Linked DNA regions of Homo sapiens: region 1 is linked to region 2. Evidence: chromatin contacts called from ENCODE Hi-C or POLR2A ChIA-PET data. All regions are on one chromosome and are shown on one strand. Each heading gives the region's core, a stretch centred on a gene start or an enhancer-like site at or near the end of the contact. The rest is flanking DNA. Distances are from core to core; before and after follow the strand shown. Region 1 overlaps AKAP12 (A-kinase anchoring protein 12). Region 2 overlaps MTHFD1L (methylenetetrahydrofolate dehydrogenase (NADP+ dependent) 1 like).

Region 1 (3,858 bases), core at 888-3,387, 270 kb before region 2:
TCCTAGCACTTTCCAAGGCCGAGGTGGGCAGATCGCTGGAGTCCAAGAGTTAGACACTAGCCTGAGCAACATGGTGAAATCCCAACTCTACAAAAAATGCAAAAATTGGCTGGGCGTGCTGACTTGTGTCTGTGGTCCCAGCTACTCAGGAGGCTAAGGTGGGAGGATCACCTGAGACCAAGGAAGTTGAGGCCACAGTGAGCCATGATTGTGCCACTGTACTCCAGCCTGGGCAACAGAGCAACACCCCGTCTCAGAAAAATAAAATGAAATCAAAATAAAAAAAAGAAAATAGACCGGGCGTGGTGGTTCACACCTGTAATCCCAGCACTCTGGGAGGCCGAGGCGGGTGGATCACAAGGTCAGGAGATCGAGACCATCCTGGATAACACGGTGAAACCCCATCTCTACTAAAAATATAAAAAATTAGCCGGGCATGGTGGCGGGCGCCTGTAGTCCCAGCTTCTCGGGAGGCTGAGGCAGGAGAATGGTGTGAACCCGGGAGGCAGAGGTGAGCAGTGAGCCGAGATCACGCCACTGCACTCCAGCCTGGGCAACAGAGCGAGACTCCGTCTCAAAAAAAAAAAAAGAAAGAAAAAGAAAATATGCTTACCCCATCGCTGCCACCCCAACAACTGTGGGACCTTGGTCAAGTCAACAGCAGTAGCTTTGGTTCTCACCTGACTTGTTTTGTTTTGTAAAAGACCTGAACTCTCTCGAGCTCTGAGCTCTAACCTTCTCTGACTCAGACCACATTCGGGACTCAGTCAAGAGGGGCAACTTACCCTGCTTTGACGCCTGGAAAGACAGAGTACAAAGTGGCTCGTTTGGTTCATATGCGCTTAAATAAATAATAATAGATAACGGATACCTCAATGGAAAGGATTCATTCCTTAACCACTTGGTTCAAGATCTGTAAGCAAACTAAATGATTTCAAGAAGTATAGACTATAACTGCTAGTGAAACAGTCTCCAATATTCACATGTGAGTGACTAGAAAGGGAGAGTTTCTTTGTTTTGTTTTCTGTTTCCGAAGAATGCAAGCCGACGCCCCATCCAGCGAGGGTTGGCGCTTCCTCATGAAGTCGTGTGGGCTTCTGGGAAATGCCCCCTCCCTGCTGTTACTGATCTTGAACCTTGACAGCAAGCAAAGTAGAACGTATGTGTGTAGTAACAGCACAGAAATGGAGCAGACAGGTGCCAGCTTTCTTGCCAACTTTATTTGAAATGCAAAGAAAATGCTTTCAGCCTGATGCCATTCCTGAAGCAAGTTTGCTTCTGCAGGAAAAAGGGCTTTCCCTAAACAAGTGTCCCATCAATGACTCACTCTCAAATTGCTGTTGCCTTAATCTTTTAAAAAAATTATCACCTCCATGGCTGTAATCCCAGCACTTTGGGAGGCCAAAGCAGGTGGATCACCTGAGGCCAGGAGTTCAAGACCAGCCTGGCCAACATGGTGAAACCTCGTCCCTACTAAAAATACAAAAAAATTACCCAGGCATGGTGGTGCCCCTGTAATCTCAGCTACTTGGGAGGCTGAGGCAGAAGAATCGCTTGAACTCAGGAGGCGAAGGTTGCAGAGAACGGAGATTGCGCCATTTCACTCCAGCCTGGGTGATAAGCGCAAAATTCCGTCTCAAAAAAAAAAAAAAATTATCACCTCCAGAAGATAATCATGTGATAGATGTAGATGATCAATCATAAAGCCTTTGCACTTTTGAACCAAATACTGACTTACAGGAAATGATGTGCTTTAAGTTTAGAGCATACACAGATTATCTTAGAAACTAGAAAATACATTTATTTCTTCATCAAACTGTACAAATGACTTCTTTTCCCCTCCACAACTCACCCAAATGATAGACTGTGATACTTTAAATTTTTTTGTTTTTGTTTACATAATCCTCCCCCCTTTTTTGCATGAAATTGATTTTTTTTTTTAACCCAAGACATTACAACCAGAGAAGTCACCGCAAGAAAGGACTTTGCTATAATACTCAATTGTCTCAAACTTTCTGGTTATTGTTCTTTAAAAAAATCCTTTTTTCATCTTTTCCACAAACTCTCCATTAAGAATTATAAGCTCTTTGGTAATCAGTAGATTGAAATAGATACACACACACACACACACACACACACACACACACAGTGAAATGCAGCTCTCTGATGTGTACTTCCTGGCAAGGAAAAAATAGTTCAATAGCAAACTCAGTAATGTGAATCACTGCCAAGACAGGAAAACATTATTTGGTATCCACTCCTATGACAATGGGAAAAATAGTTCTGAGAGTGAAAAGTTTTTATACCAATTAGGTTATGTCCTCTAAAACTGTTTCCAGTTATTGCTTCTGGGGACAGAGGGGACAATATATTTGCTTTGATATGTAAGTTTTCACAATGGAGCATTAGTCTTACTTGGTCTCAATACACTCCCCACTCTGTCGTTCATAAATCATGTTCTTCACATTAACTATTCCTAAAATAAAGTGCCTGAATCTTGCAGTCCAGACCCACCACATGCTCATACTGCATCTTGCATTTCATTCTCTTTGTTGACCTCCAAGTTCACTCTCCAAAGCCTCTGAATGTTCATCATTTTGCAAAAGCTTTGGTTCCACCCTGGGTCCCCATGCGTTAGTCAACATTTGATTAATCCCTGTGATGGGTTCCTATGTCATCTGGATGCGTCAAGTCAAAAGGAAGTGCCACACATCAAAGACAGAGTACTAAGACACATAGTACTAACAGGGAGGGGTCTCTTTCAGTTCTGTTGATAAGAGAAAGTGTACCAGAAAAAGTTGAGTTTTGAGCTGGATCTGAATAGGCAAAAAGTACCAATGGCAGGGAAGAGAGAAATAAGACATCGACATGTGTTCATTCTTTGTTTTTGGTTTCGGTTTTGTTTGAGACAGGGTCTTGCTCTGTTGCCCAGACTGGAGTGCAGTAGCTCAGTTATGGCTCACTGCAGCTCTGACCTCTCAGGCTCAAGCAATACTCCAGCCTCAGCCCCCCAAGTAGCTGGGACTACAGGCGCACACTGCCACACCCAGCTAATTTTTTTGTATTTTTTGTAGAGACAGGGTTTCGCCATGTTGCCCAGGCTGGTCTCAAACTCCTGGGCTCAAGCGATCCTTCCACCTCGGCTTCCCAAAGTGCCGGGATTACAGGTGTTAGCCACCACACCCAGCCATGCATTCTTATTTATCTCATGTCAGGCAATGGCAAAGAGTGCAATGTGGAAGTGATGCCAGGAGTTCTGGTAACGACATGACTCAACGTGCAGGTTTCAAAGATCACTGCATACCTGGTGAACGATGTGTGACACTGATCTGTGCAGACAGAAGTCAGAATGTAATGGAGCAATAACCAGGAGGAGATGCAAGGGAGGCTTCTGGGGCACTGGCGAGGTTCTCCAACCTGACCTGGGAGAGGGTTACTCGTGCGTTCACCTTGTAAGAACTCACCAAGCTATACGCTTAAGACTTGCTCGCTTTATCAGATATAAATTGACCACAGACAAACCCTAAAAACCCCCAAACCAGCAATCTGCCTGCAGAGAGGAGCTGAAGGAGAGCAAGCTGGAGGCAGGAAGGCTGCTGCTGTGTCCATTCAGGGGAGAAATGAAGCCAGGGAAGGCCCTGTGGACAGAATGGGTCGATGTGAAATGTCTTTGGAGATGAGGCCTGCGGGACTTGCCAACGGAAAAAGAATGACTCCCGGATTTGAGGTTTGGTTATGTCAGTGACAGCTTCTGAGCTCTCAGAAAAACACCTGACATTGCTTTTAACAGTGGGCTTTCTGTCTTTATACTGAATTCTGTCTCTGTCTCTCCCTCTCTTAGGCATTCTCTGATCAGAA
Region 2 (3,726 bases), core at 615-3,114:
CAGAGACTGTCTCAAAAAAAAAAAAGAGAAATGAACAAGGAAAATACCTCCCATGGTTTCCCAATCCTCACGAAATTGCTCTTGTTCCTGTGCAACTCCTGAAAGCGTCAGCTGTCAAATCCTGTTCGCTAAAGTACCTCCTCACTTAGGACTGCGATTTGGGAGTCTTCAAAAGCACAGGCTTTGGGACAAGGAGCTAGGGTCTGTACTTGGAAATGTGACTTTGTCATATGGCTTAAACTCTTCTACCTTTTTGTTTGTTTGTTTGAGACAGGGTCTCACTCTGTCGCCCAGGCTGGAGTGCAGTGGTGTGATCTCGATCTTGGCTCACTGCAGCCTCCACCTCCTGGGTTCAAGCAATTCTCCCACCTCAGCCTCCCGAGTAGCTGGGACTATAGGTGCACGCCACCATGCCCACCTAATTTTTGTATTTTTAGTAGAGATGGGGTTTCTCTATGTTGGCCAGGCTGGTCTCGAACTCCTGACCTCAAGTGATCTGCCCGCCCTAGCCTCCCAAAGTGTTGGGATTACAGGCGTGAGCCACTGCACCGGGCCTAAACTCTTCTATCTTTAGTTTTCTTATCTGTAGGGTTGTGGTGACAACAGAATGGGACAACCCATGCTAAGGTGTAAGAAATGTGAGCCATTGTTTTTACTAGATCTTACCTGAACATCATACAGGAACTGGAATCGGCTTCTTTTACTCGCAGCCTCTCTCACAGCCCGAGCCAAGTCCACCGATCCTTTTCCACCAACGGACCAGTGATAGCAGGGGACTGCATCAAAGGCACCAGCCCGCTTTGCAAGCTCACACACCAAGTCAATCTCAGCGCGGGTGTCGGTCCTAGTGAAGAAAATGTTTGTGGTTTTGCATCTGTATCCATTTAGCTATGTTTTCAAAGAAAGACTCACCATTTATACAGAACTTCGCTCCCTAACACTGAATACATTTTAAACATCAAAAGTGGTCACATCGTGTTTAAATAAATCAGACTTAAAGCATGGAAAAAAAAAGTCCTCTCTAAAGTGACTCAAATATTTCAAGTCGTTAAGGGTGTTATCAAGAAAATTCCATAACATATCCCTTTGATCATTCACAGTTTGTTTCAGACAAAAATGCTGGGTAGAATTAAAAAAAAAAAAAAAAAAAAAAGCCAAGGAGATAGTAACTCACTATATATAAATTTCACTTCCTTAATAACATTGTGAGAACACATTTGCTAAAATGAAACCAAACCAAATAAACAAACAGAAAGAACTGGGTATTTCTGTATACTTTTAGATGAAGCACAGAAAGACCAAATACCCCAAGACACAAATATCGTTCACAGGGTGGCCTAGTGATAATGCCCACATTTAAAGGAGGAGGCTGGACTTACTTGAAGACATTCAGAGCCACCACAACGGGAACCCCAAAGAGCTGAGTGATCTGAATTTGCTTCTGGAGGTTACAGCAGCCGTCTGCCACCAGCTGGATGTTCTGTAAAAAAGAAAAAAGCAAAACCCAGACCCCTGTGTATTGTCTCCCACCAAACCTGCCAAGCTAAACTGCCAGCACCTCTCTGGCAGGATTTGCTACATCTTTTTTCACTTTTTCCTCCAAGAAAGATGGCTGCAAGAATAAAGAGGTTCGTCTTCAAAATAATTTCTAAAATGATTCTGGATCCAATGGCATATGGGTGGGTCTGAAGCCTGGCAGCTCACCCTGCTGAGGACAGGCTGCAGGGTCTATGCAATGCGCCCATGCTCTGCAGGTTGAGGCCTGACAGGCACAAGGCCCCAGGTGGGTGAGGAGCTCTGACCAGGTATTCCTGGCTCAGATCCCTGGCGCCACCTGTAGGAGCTAAGAGGTACTGCTGCCAGCAAATCAAAGTCTATTTACAGAAAAGAGTAAGCCACTCCTGTAAATCATAAAGCCAACTGTATATAGACCTTCCATGACAAAAGAATACAGAAGTGTAAGCTTCATATTTGTTTCTGACCTGGAGACCTTGAGTTCCTGCTCTGATGGCTACCCTGGGAGTACACAATAGTAGACAAAGCCTATATCCATCTTTTCTTGATATTTAAGAGTTAACTGAATGAATTTTATCCTTTCATCCCATCCATTTCCTCTCGGATTCTTAGAACGGCACTTTTCTTTTCTTTTTTTTGAGACAGAGTCTCACTCTGTCGTCCAGGCTGGAGTACAGTGGTGCGATCGCAGCTCACTGCAACCTCTGCCTCCCAGGTTCAAGCGATTCTCATGCTGGGACTACAGGCGTGAGCCACCATGCCCAGCTAATTTTTGTATTTTTAGTAGAGATGAGGTTTTGCCATGTTGGCCATGGGTTTTGCCTGGCTGGTCTTGAACTCCTGGCCTCATGTGATCCGGTCGCCTTGGCCTCCCAAAGTGCTGAAATTACAGGTGTGAGTCACTGCGCCCGGACAGAACAGCACTTTTCTAAGAGGCCACTGAAGGAGGGCTCATTCACTGAAAGCCAACGAGTCACTGGATTTAAGAGATTCTTCACATAAGCATCTAAACAGCTCCTCTTACCTCCTCTGTATATTCTTTCTTAAGAGGAACACCAGCCGTTACCTGAAATAAGGAGAGAAAACATGAAGAATAATCCTATAAAAATGCTTACACAACCGATCTGAAAGAAAGAACAACATAATCACATTCAATTTTTAGAAATGTACCTCTATGTTTTGTGCTTTTAAAACAGTAGCTGGCAGCACTGGCTAAACCTAAACTCCTGCGGGAAGCTTTTAGAAAACACTGATCCCTGGGCTCCACCCAGACCAATGAAAGCAGAAGTTCTGGGAGGGGAACCTGGGATCAGTAATGTTTAAAATCTCCCTGGATGATTCTAATTTGAGCCAATGGAACAGTATGAAACTTCTCAAACATTGGTTCAAATTAGAACATAAAACTAATAATATGTTTAATACTTGATTTATACAGAGTACATCACCATTCGAAATCATTTTACGGTAATTGCCATAAAGTTCTGTTGTCCAGGCTGGAGGGCAGTGGCACAATCACAGCTCACTGCGGTCTCAAACTCCTGGGCTCAAGTGATCCTCCTGCCTCAGCCTCCCCAGTAGCTAGGAATACAGGTGTGTACCACCACACCCAGATAATTTTTTATTATTTTGTAGAGACGAGGTCTTGCTATCTTCCCCAGGCTGGTCTCGAACTCTTGGGCTCAAGCAGTCCTCCCACCTCGGCCTCTCAAAGTGCTGGCATTACAGGGTGAAACACTGTGCCTGGCCTTGTGGTTAATCTTATGTGTCAACTTTGCTGGGGCCATAGGGTGTCCAGTATTTGTTCAAACATTATTTTGCGTGTTTCTGTGAGGGTGTCTATGATGAAATTGATATGGAAATCAGCAGCCTCTGAGTAGGCAAGTTGTCCTACATAATGTGGGTGGGTCTCAACTGACCAGTCAAAGGCCTTTTTGAGTACAACAAAAAGACTGGCCTCCCCTGAGAGCAGGAGAATTCTCCAGCAGACTGCTGCCTTCAGACTGCATTAGCACCACTGCCTCTCCTGGGTCTTCAGCTTGCCAGCCCACAGTGCAGATTTTGGACTTGCCAGCTTCTGTAATCATGTGACCCAATTCCTTACAATAAATATCTTTCTCTATATATACACACATCCTTATTGGTTCTATGTGTGAAGAATGCTGATTCATACAATGGTTAGTTTAAAGATCTAATTGTGAAAGAATCTGTGGA

The links. A loop is a pair of places that touch in the nucleus more often than their neighbours do. ChIA-PET counts read pairs that join two places held with the same protein, here RNA polymerase II (POLR2A). Pooled maps may share reads with other maps.
Region 1: a loop to region 2 is called in a pooled map, with 3 times the contacts of the local background. The contact joins two enhancer-like sites. A Hi-C loop is called at or near these places in 6 of 50 pooled maps. POLR2A ChIA-PET finds 5 or more read pairs at or near these places in 2 of 52 experiments (AG04450 and activated T-cell).

What each region holds. Positions count from the first base shown.
Region 1 is chr6:151,283,675-151,287,532 of GRCh38, reverse strand. All of the region lies in intron 2 of AKAP12 (A-kinase anchoring protein 12), which reads right to left. Among named protein-coding and RNA genes, the nearest start is that of AKAP12, 46 kb to the right of the region's middle. RefSeq lists enhancers at 3,322-3,371, 3,382-3,431. Within about 2 kb of position 2,137, at least 6 of the 41 ENCODE cell types and tissues checked have a DNase peak (open chromatin) inside an H3K27ac peak, as active enhancers do.
Region 2 is chr6:151,012,634-151,016,359 of GRCh38, reverse strand. MTHFD1L (methylenetetrahydrofolate dehydrogenase (NADP+ dependent) 1 like) reads right to left here. Exons shown (of 28, transcript NM_015440.5): 22 at 2,540-2,581; 23 at 1,380-1,480; 24 at 667-844. Among named protein-coding and RNA genes, the nearest start is that of MIR12131, 88 kb to the left of the region's middle. Within about 2 kb of position 1,864, at least 6 of the 41 ENCODE cell types and tissues checked have a DNase peak (open chromatin) inside an H3K27ac peak, as active enhancers do.